Linked DNA regions of Mus musculus: region 1 is linked to region 2. The links are chromatin contacts, found by POLR2A ChIA-PET in ENCODE. All regions are on one chromosome and are shown on one strand. The core of a region is the stretch at or near the end of the contact, and the rest is flanking DNA. Distances in the headings are between cores, read along the strand shown. Region 1 holds the start of Slc2a4 (solute carrier family 2 (facilitated glucose transporter), member 4). Region 2 holds the start of 2810408A11Rik (RIKEN cDNA 2810408A11 gene).

Region 1 (3,545 bases), core at 360-2,859, 47 kb before region 2:
ACACTCCAGAAGAGGGAGTCAGATCTCGTTACGGATGGTTGTGAACCACCATGTGGTTGCTGGGATTTGAACTCTGGACCTTTGGAAGAGCAGTCAGATGCTCTTACCCACTGAGCCATCTCACCAGCCCCTAATTATTATTTTTTATGTGAATGGGCATTTTGCCTGCATATATGTCTGTGTACCACATGTGTACCTGGGGCCAGTGGAAGCCAGAAAAGGGTGTTGGAGCCCCTGGAACTGAAGTTACAGATGGTTGTAGCTTCCACATGTGTGCTGGGAATCAAACCTGATTCTGGAAGAGCAGTCAATGCTTTTATCTGCTGAGCCATCTTTCTTGCCCCTCCACCCTCCTCTTCAGGGAAGAGGAGAAGCAAGAAAAGCAGTCATGACAGGATAGTCCAGAATAAAGTGGTAGTGGTACGGATGAAGAAAACCAATGTGCAAGAGAAGTCAAAACACCAACATTGAGAAGACACCATGAAAGTGACTGGTTAGCTCCTTGGGAAAAGGAACTTGAAGGAGGTCCATACTTGTACGTGTTCGTCATATAAACGGTACCATTCTGGCGGCAGCTAGACTCAGGTCTGGCGTTCCATAGAGGGCTGGGTTGTAGGTTATTGAGCTCTCAGGGGAAGGGTTAATAGAAGAGAGCCACCCCAGAAGTTAGCTACCCTGGTGCAATCCACTAAGGTTCCTCGCTCTCCCTCTAGGTGGCGCCAGAAGCCTTGCACTTCTCTTGGGCCTTTTTCTGAATTGAGCTCTCTCTCCACATTCTTCGCCAGCTCTCTCCCTGGACGTGCTTAGGTCGTGCCCTCTCAGCTGTAGACCCAAAACAGTAGCTGACTCTGGAAAGCTTGTCGCCCACGCGGCCAGCACATGCCTGGAGGCTCAGGGACTTCAGGGAGGGTGGTGTGACTGGCGTGAGCACCTGTCCCTTGGGTCCCCTCCAAGAACCAGTGTAGAGACTATGTGGAGGGGATGGGCCAGTAGGCAGCGCGCCGCCCAGAGATGCGTGGAAAGAAAGGACGATCAGGCATGGTCTCCAGATACACTAGGAACGGAAGTTATTGGTCCCTTGGATCATCTCCTCGTGGGAAGCGTGTCGCGGACCCTTTAAGGCTCCATCTCCTTTGCCCTCCCCCGCCTGGGACAGGCTGGGACACCCGGGACCTGACATTTGGCGGAGCCTAACGTGGGAACTAAAAATAGCCACTCCGGGTTACTTCGGGGCATACACACATACACACACACACACACACACACACACGCGGGCTCTATGTCATCCTGCTGGAGTTACCCCGTACCCTGGCAAGTACATGTAGCCCATACCCTCCTCTTCGACCTTTCAGGGGGACCAGCTGCACTCAATTCTTTCAGAAATTTCGCAGTCCAAGATTTTGGATGGCGGGAAGAGCCTTTTGTTCCAAGGACCCTACTTTGAAAACTCAGAAGCAGGCGGGAACCTTAGGGGCGTGTCTCCCCAGCCAGCACTAGGGCTAGGGGTGGGGGCGTGGCCTTTTGGGGTGTGCGGGCTCCTGGCCAATGGGTGTTGTGAAGGGCGTGTCCTATGGCGGGGCGGGAGTGGGGAGGTGGCTTCAGCTCTCCGCATCTTTCCCCCTCAAGCGGGTCTCACTAGATCCCGGAGAGCCTTGGTGCTCTCCGGTTCCGTGGGTTGTGGCAGTGAGTCCCACCAGACCCGCCCTTTGCACACGGCTTCCGAACGCCGGGGTCTCGTGCCGGCCAGGCCCGGACCCTATACCCTATTCATTTTTTTCTTATTGCAGCGCCTGAGTCTTTTCTTCTTTTAAAACAAGATGCCGTCGGGTTTCCAGCAGATCGGCTCTGACGTAAGGTTCAGCATACCGGGGCGAATTGGGAAATCTGGTCCAGTTTTTCTTGGGCTGAGTTTGGGGTTGGGGTCAGCTAGGAGGCGGTTCTTGCGCAGGCGCAGGGGTTGGAGATGGGGGGCTGGCTATTTATATTCAGCCTAGACAACCCGTGACTGTCAAATTCCAATCCCGCCAAGAGACAGAGTGGGTCCGAGAGACTCTTTACGCGCCCAGGCTGAGAGACTGGATTCTCGGGAATCCAGAACTTGTCTCCTAGCCTACTGTGCACTGCATGGGGTGACACTCTGCCCACGACTCTATTTGGAATGGTAGATCCAGAGTCTCGCCTTCCCTTCCCGGAGCTGTTCAGATTTACGGTGTTTCTAGGACCCGAGCACTTCGGGGGCCCCACCCCCACTGCTGGCTGTCTTCCAGGAGGCTGAACTTTCTCTCGGCCTTGCGGTGGGTGGAGGGGCAGAGGGGAGTGTCAGCCCCCCCCCCCAGCTCAGGTTTCCTCTTGGAGACAGACTGTGCCGCCAGCAGTAGCCACCACTGCCACCGCCCCTCACACCACTCACTACCATCCCTCCTCTTCCCCTGGGCATGGCTCTCTCTCCCTGCTAAAATCCCCCCTCACATCCCCGAGTACTTGGTCCCAGTTTAGGAGCTGAGGGTTGGCTAGGCCTAGACCTAAAAGGCTACCCCAAAGCAATGACCCAGACGCCCTTTCTGGACTAGCCATTCTTGGGCCTGTTTACGGCCTACTGGAGCAAGCTGAGAGAACTTCCAGAAGGAAGAGACAAGGGCTAGAGGTGATGTTAAAACATTATTTATATTAGTTTATAAAACAGGCACTGTCTGGGATACTGTTATAGTTGATTTTGATTTTTCAAGTGTTTTCACAGACTGACAGGTAGCCGAGGGAGGCAATATCACCTGACAGAAGAGGAAATCCAGGTTCAGTTTAGAGTGGGGAAGTGACTTACCCAAGGTCACACAAGTCTTGAGTCTGTCTCAAGGTCACAGGGGAATTTTGAGGTCCAGATCCTCAAACTTTTGCCTGTGGTGTGGACACAGAGATCGGTTTTTTCCTACATGCCCAGGTTCCTGTGGCGTTCTGTTTACAGTGAGATCTTTGTACAATTCCTAATATGGCCCACTTTCTCTCATCCAGTATGTTGGATGGAGCCCAGAATCTTCATGCTGCAGCTAGGCCTGGGCCCCTGAAGGAAGTCAAACATGACTCTACATGACATACCTTCCTTTGTTTCTGTCTGTCCAGGATGGGGAACCCCCTCGGCAGCGAGTGACTGGAACACTGGTCCTAGCTGTATTCTCAGCTGTGCTTGGCTCCCTTCAGTTTGGCTATAACATTGGGGTTATCAATGCCCCACAGAAGGTGAGTGACCTACCAGCTGTTGGGGTGTGGTGGGCGGGGTATATCAGGCAGTGGAAAGAGAAAGGTCTCTAGAGTTACTCCCATATTCCCCCCCCTCCCTCGCAACCAGGTGATTGAACAGAGCTACAATGCAACGTGGCTGGGTAGGCAAGGTCCTGGGGGACCGGATTCCATCCCACAAGGCACCCTCACTACGCTCTGGGCTCTCTCCGTGGCCATCTTCTCTGTGGGTGGCATGATCTCTTCCTTTCTCATTGGCATCATTTCTCAATGGTTGGGAAGGTATGGAGCTGGAGGGCAGAGGAGGGGAGGAG
Region 2 (3,534 bases), core at 258-2,757:
CTAACCACCGGACCCTGGCTCCCTGTCCTGCGGGAAACGAATGCTCCTTCAGAATGAATGTGTCTGCTCCGTGTCCTTCTCCTTTCTCTTCCCCGGTGCACTACAGTGTGCCGGCTCGCTATCGGTACCTGGAGGCTCGGTTGGAGATGCAGACCTTCTGGCAGTCCTACCGCTTCTCCCTCCCGTCCCCTCCCACTCCCCTCCACACCTCGTTTCAGCTGCCCCGGCTTTGCACCTTGCGGTCGATGCGGACGGTGAAGACGCGTCCATCGCGCAAGGGTTCTCGGCTCAGCACCAGCCCGTGGTTAAACTCTTGGCCCGGCTGCTGCCGCCGCGCCGTGCGCCCGCAGGCCGACAGGCTGACCAAGCGCCCGGTGCGCGGGTGCAGCTCCCCGCCACCGCCGAGACCCCCGCCGGACCCCAGGCCTGGTCCGCTGCTGCCAGGGCCCCCACCCCCGCCGGGCCCCGGTCCTGGCCCGGGGCCCGCCCCAGAGCCCCCACTCCCACCCGACCCCGCCGCCATCGCCGCTGATACCGCGGCCGCGCGACAGCCGCGCTTGGCGGCACCGTGGCAACCGCGGCGGCCAGACGCCCTGGGGGAATACGGCCGGGGGGCTGGGGCCTGGTGTGCTTTACGGCACTGAAGCGTCCGCAGCTAAGGAACCGAGGTCTCTCACGAGGGGAACGGAAGGACGACGGGGTCGGGGGACTGCTTTACGGCCCAGCGGGACGACAGAGGCTACGAGAGCCGGGAAGATTTGGGCTGCTTTTGCGACAGTGGATGGCAGAATCGCCCGCCGCAGGCGTCTTTGCGACGAAGGCGTGCTGGCGCCCAGATACACTTTGCGACGTCGCCCGGCGCCTTGGACCCAACCCTTGTTAGGGAAAAGCGACATATTAGAGCATTCGCCTTAACGCAAGGGCTGGTGGCTTCCCCTAACACCGCACGCTTTAAGGCGATGGAAGTAAACGCTATCTTCGGGACAGAGAAAAAGTAGTTTTATAAATCCAAGTCTCAGCCCTTCACAGTGCCGAGGCCGGAAATGTCGCAATCCGATCACGCATCACACCTCTCCTTGACCCAGTCTCGCACCTCACCCCGCTCCGGCCCCACAGACTTTGCATCACACCTCTCCTACCCGCACACATTTCAAGGCCAACTTGAGCTCTGTGCCAATGAAACTCTTAAATCTTAAAAGTTACTAATAAAAATCCTAGCGGTGTCCCGTTGGGTAATCTCAAGGGACAGAGCGGACACCTCTGAGAGGTTACCTGAGAGCTATTAACAGAACCCAGCCCTACTCAGGCTCTCCCTGGTGTTGCGGGGCTGTGACATCACAAGGCTCCTCACCGCTGGCCAGGCCCCTTGACTGTGATTGGTTGATTCGGAGAAGGGCGGTGATGGAGAAGGGCGGGAACAAATTACAGAGACAAAGAAAGTCTTGGGGTGTAACAATAAGGGAAGGGTGTGCGGAGGAACTCCCAGGCTGAAGTCTGATAGTCGACCTTTCACCTGCCTCAGCGCCAGGGAGAAGAGGCAGAGGAGGTCCGGTCTGACCCGGAGCCCCCAGCGCCCACCGCCCGCCGCGATGGGGGCAGGGCCAACGGGCAGGGCTATGTGCAGCTAGAAGGGTAGGCAGTGGAATTGAAGTGGTTACCAAGTTGAGCTATGGAGAAGCCGGAGTCTCTCGCACCTGTTAGTGGCCTCAGTGCAGAATCCCCTGGGGGGGTTTCTAGGGCAGTACCTGGCAGTGCCAGAGGTATGCAAACAGACACCGGATTACCCCCCGGAGTAGCCTTGCTTCGCGGTCCTGGCTCCCTCTTGCATTCCGGGAACCCTGTAGTCCGCAGTCCTGGTCCAATTCAGCCCTCTGAAGGGGCAGTGACCCTCAATTCAGGACCCGCTCCGCAACTTCAGGAGGTTGCAAGCCTTGGGTCCAGCACATCCCCTGGCACTGGAACTGGTGCAACTAAGGCGTCCACCCCCGGGCCGGAGGAGGCTAAAGTGTACAGCTCGGAGAGTAGTACACACTCCGGGACATCTTTCACGGAGCGGCCTCGGAGCATCCTAAAAAACAGCAGCTCCATTTTGATAAAGAAACCCCCCGGTTCGGAGAAGTAAGCAACTCAGCTGGTTTTTTTTTTTTTTTTGTTTTTTTGTTTTTTTTTTTTTTAATGGTTTTAGAGCTTTATTGTAGAAAGGCAGGGGGAAAGAGCGAGGGAAGGAGGGCTAGAGAGTAAGAAAGGTGAGAGCTTAAATAGCAGCAACTCAGCTTTTAGCCAGCAGCCCTGAGACGGGAGGGAGGGAGGAGTTCAGGACACCTTGAGCTGAAGCCAAGAAAAAAACAGAGTCCCAAGGCCCTGGTTAGGGAGAGGTGGTGAGGTCAAATAGGTTGGAAATCTGAAGTTCCATGACTTGGAGAGGGCAGCAGGTGTCACAGGAATCCTGGCCACACAGCACTGATTATCACTGGGTATCTGGCTCCCATCCTAGCCTCTACGAGGGAATATAAGAAGAATTTTTTGAATGCCGGGAAGAATGAAGGAGACCTCTCTGTTAGGAGAGGGTCGCCAGAAGAGCTTCCTCCTTTGCTCCTTCCCTCACCTTAGGAAGTCTCAGCGCTGGGATGAAATGAACATCTTGGCTACCTACCACCCTGCTGACAAAGACTATGGCTTTATGAAGGCGGATGAGCCCAGAACCCCCTACCACAGGTGCTAAGCCCTAGCTTTTGAGCCTAAACTGTATTCTAACATGTGGCTATGAGGAAGAGGCAGAGAAGCCTCGGGGCACAAACACTGCCTCCTCCTCCTCCTCCTCCTCCTCTGCAGGCTGCAGGACACCGATGAGGACCCATCTGCAGAATCTTCTCTCAAGGTGACTCCTCAGTCAGTGGCAGAGAGGTGAGAGCCCTCTCAGAGATTAGTTGAGCTGTGCCCTCTGCCCTCATACCTTTGAAGGCAGTCTCAGATAGCTTTGTTCCTCAAACCCTAAAATGGTAGGTACTACCTACCTCCTCAGGCCTAACCAAAGCTGATCTAGGCAATCAGCAGCTTGGTCCCCACCCAACACCTACCCCCACCATCATTTTTTTTCCCTTCTGTACCCCCAACTAGTCTCCCTCCCCTTCAGGTTTGCCACAATGGACAATTTCCTCCCCAAGGTCCTCCAGTACGGAGACAACAAAAACTCAAAGGACACAGACAACTTTGCCAAGACATGTATGTGAGACGTGGGGTGGGTCTCGATGGACAGGGGAGCTTGGGTGGGGGGCAGCCCTTCTGTGAAGACCTTGGGGGAAAGCTAAGCTTTCACGCTGGCCCACAGACTCCAGTGATTTTGACAAGCACCGAAAGATACACTACAGTGAAGGGAAGTTCCTAAAGTCCCCAAAAAACCTGCCCACTGAGGAAGAGAGCATTGGGGCTAGTGCCAGCATCAGCAGCAGTAATCAAGCTGTGGCGACAGACCTGAAGCCTAGGCCTGTGGAGAAAGGCTGGGCAGGAAGACTGGCCACAGGAGTCAAAAATGAC

The links. ChIA-PET counts read pairs that join two places held with the same protein, here RNA polymerase II (POLR2A).
Region 1: POLR2A ChIA-PET joins it to region 2 with 14 read pairs in embryonic stem cell. The contact joins the promoter of Slc2a4 here to the promoter of 2810408A11Rik in region 2. POLR2A ChIA-PET finds 5 or more read pairs at or near these places in 3 of 5 experiments (Patski and embryonic stem cell).

Annotation. Positions count from the first base shown.
Region 1 is chr11:69,946,254-69,949,798 of GRCm38, reverse strand. Slc2a4 (solute carrier family 2 (facilitated glucose transporter), member 4) reads left to right here and starts at 1,609. Exons shown (of 11, transcript NM_009204.2): 1 at 1,609-1,850; 2 at 3,115-3,231; 3 at 3,341-3,513. The coding sequence starts at 1,818.
Region 2 is chr11:69,898,887-69,902,420 of GRCm38, reverse strand. 2810408A11Rik (RIKEN cDNA 2810408A11 gene) reads left to right here and starts at 1,507. Exons shown (of 9, transcript NM_001382461.1): 1 at 1,507-2,118; 2 at 2,611-2,715; 3 at 2,833-2,904; 4 at 3,134-3,222; 5 at 3,329-3,534. The coding sequence starts at 1,670. Neurl4 (neuralized E3 ubiquitin protein ligase 4) reads right to left here and starts at 605. Exons shown (of 29, transcript NM_001013414.3): 1 at 236-605. The coding sequence starts at 523.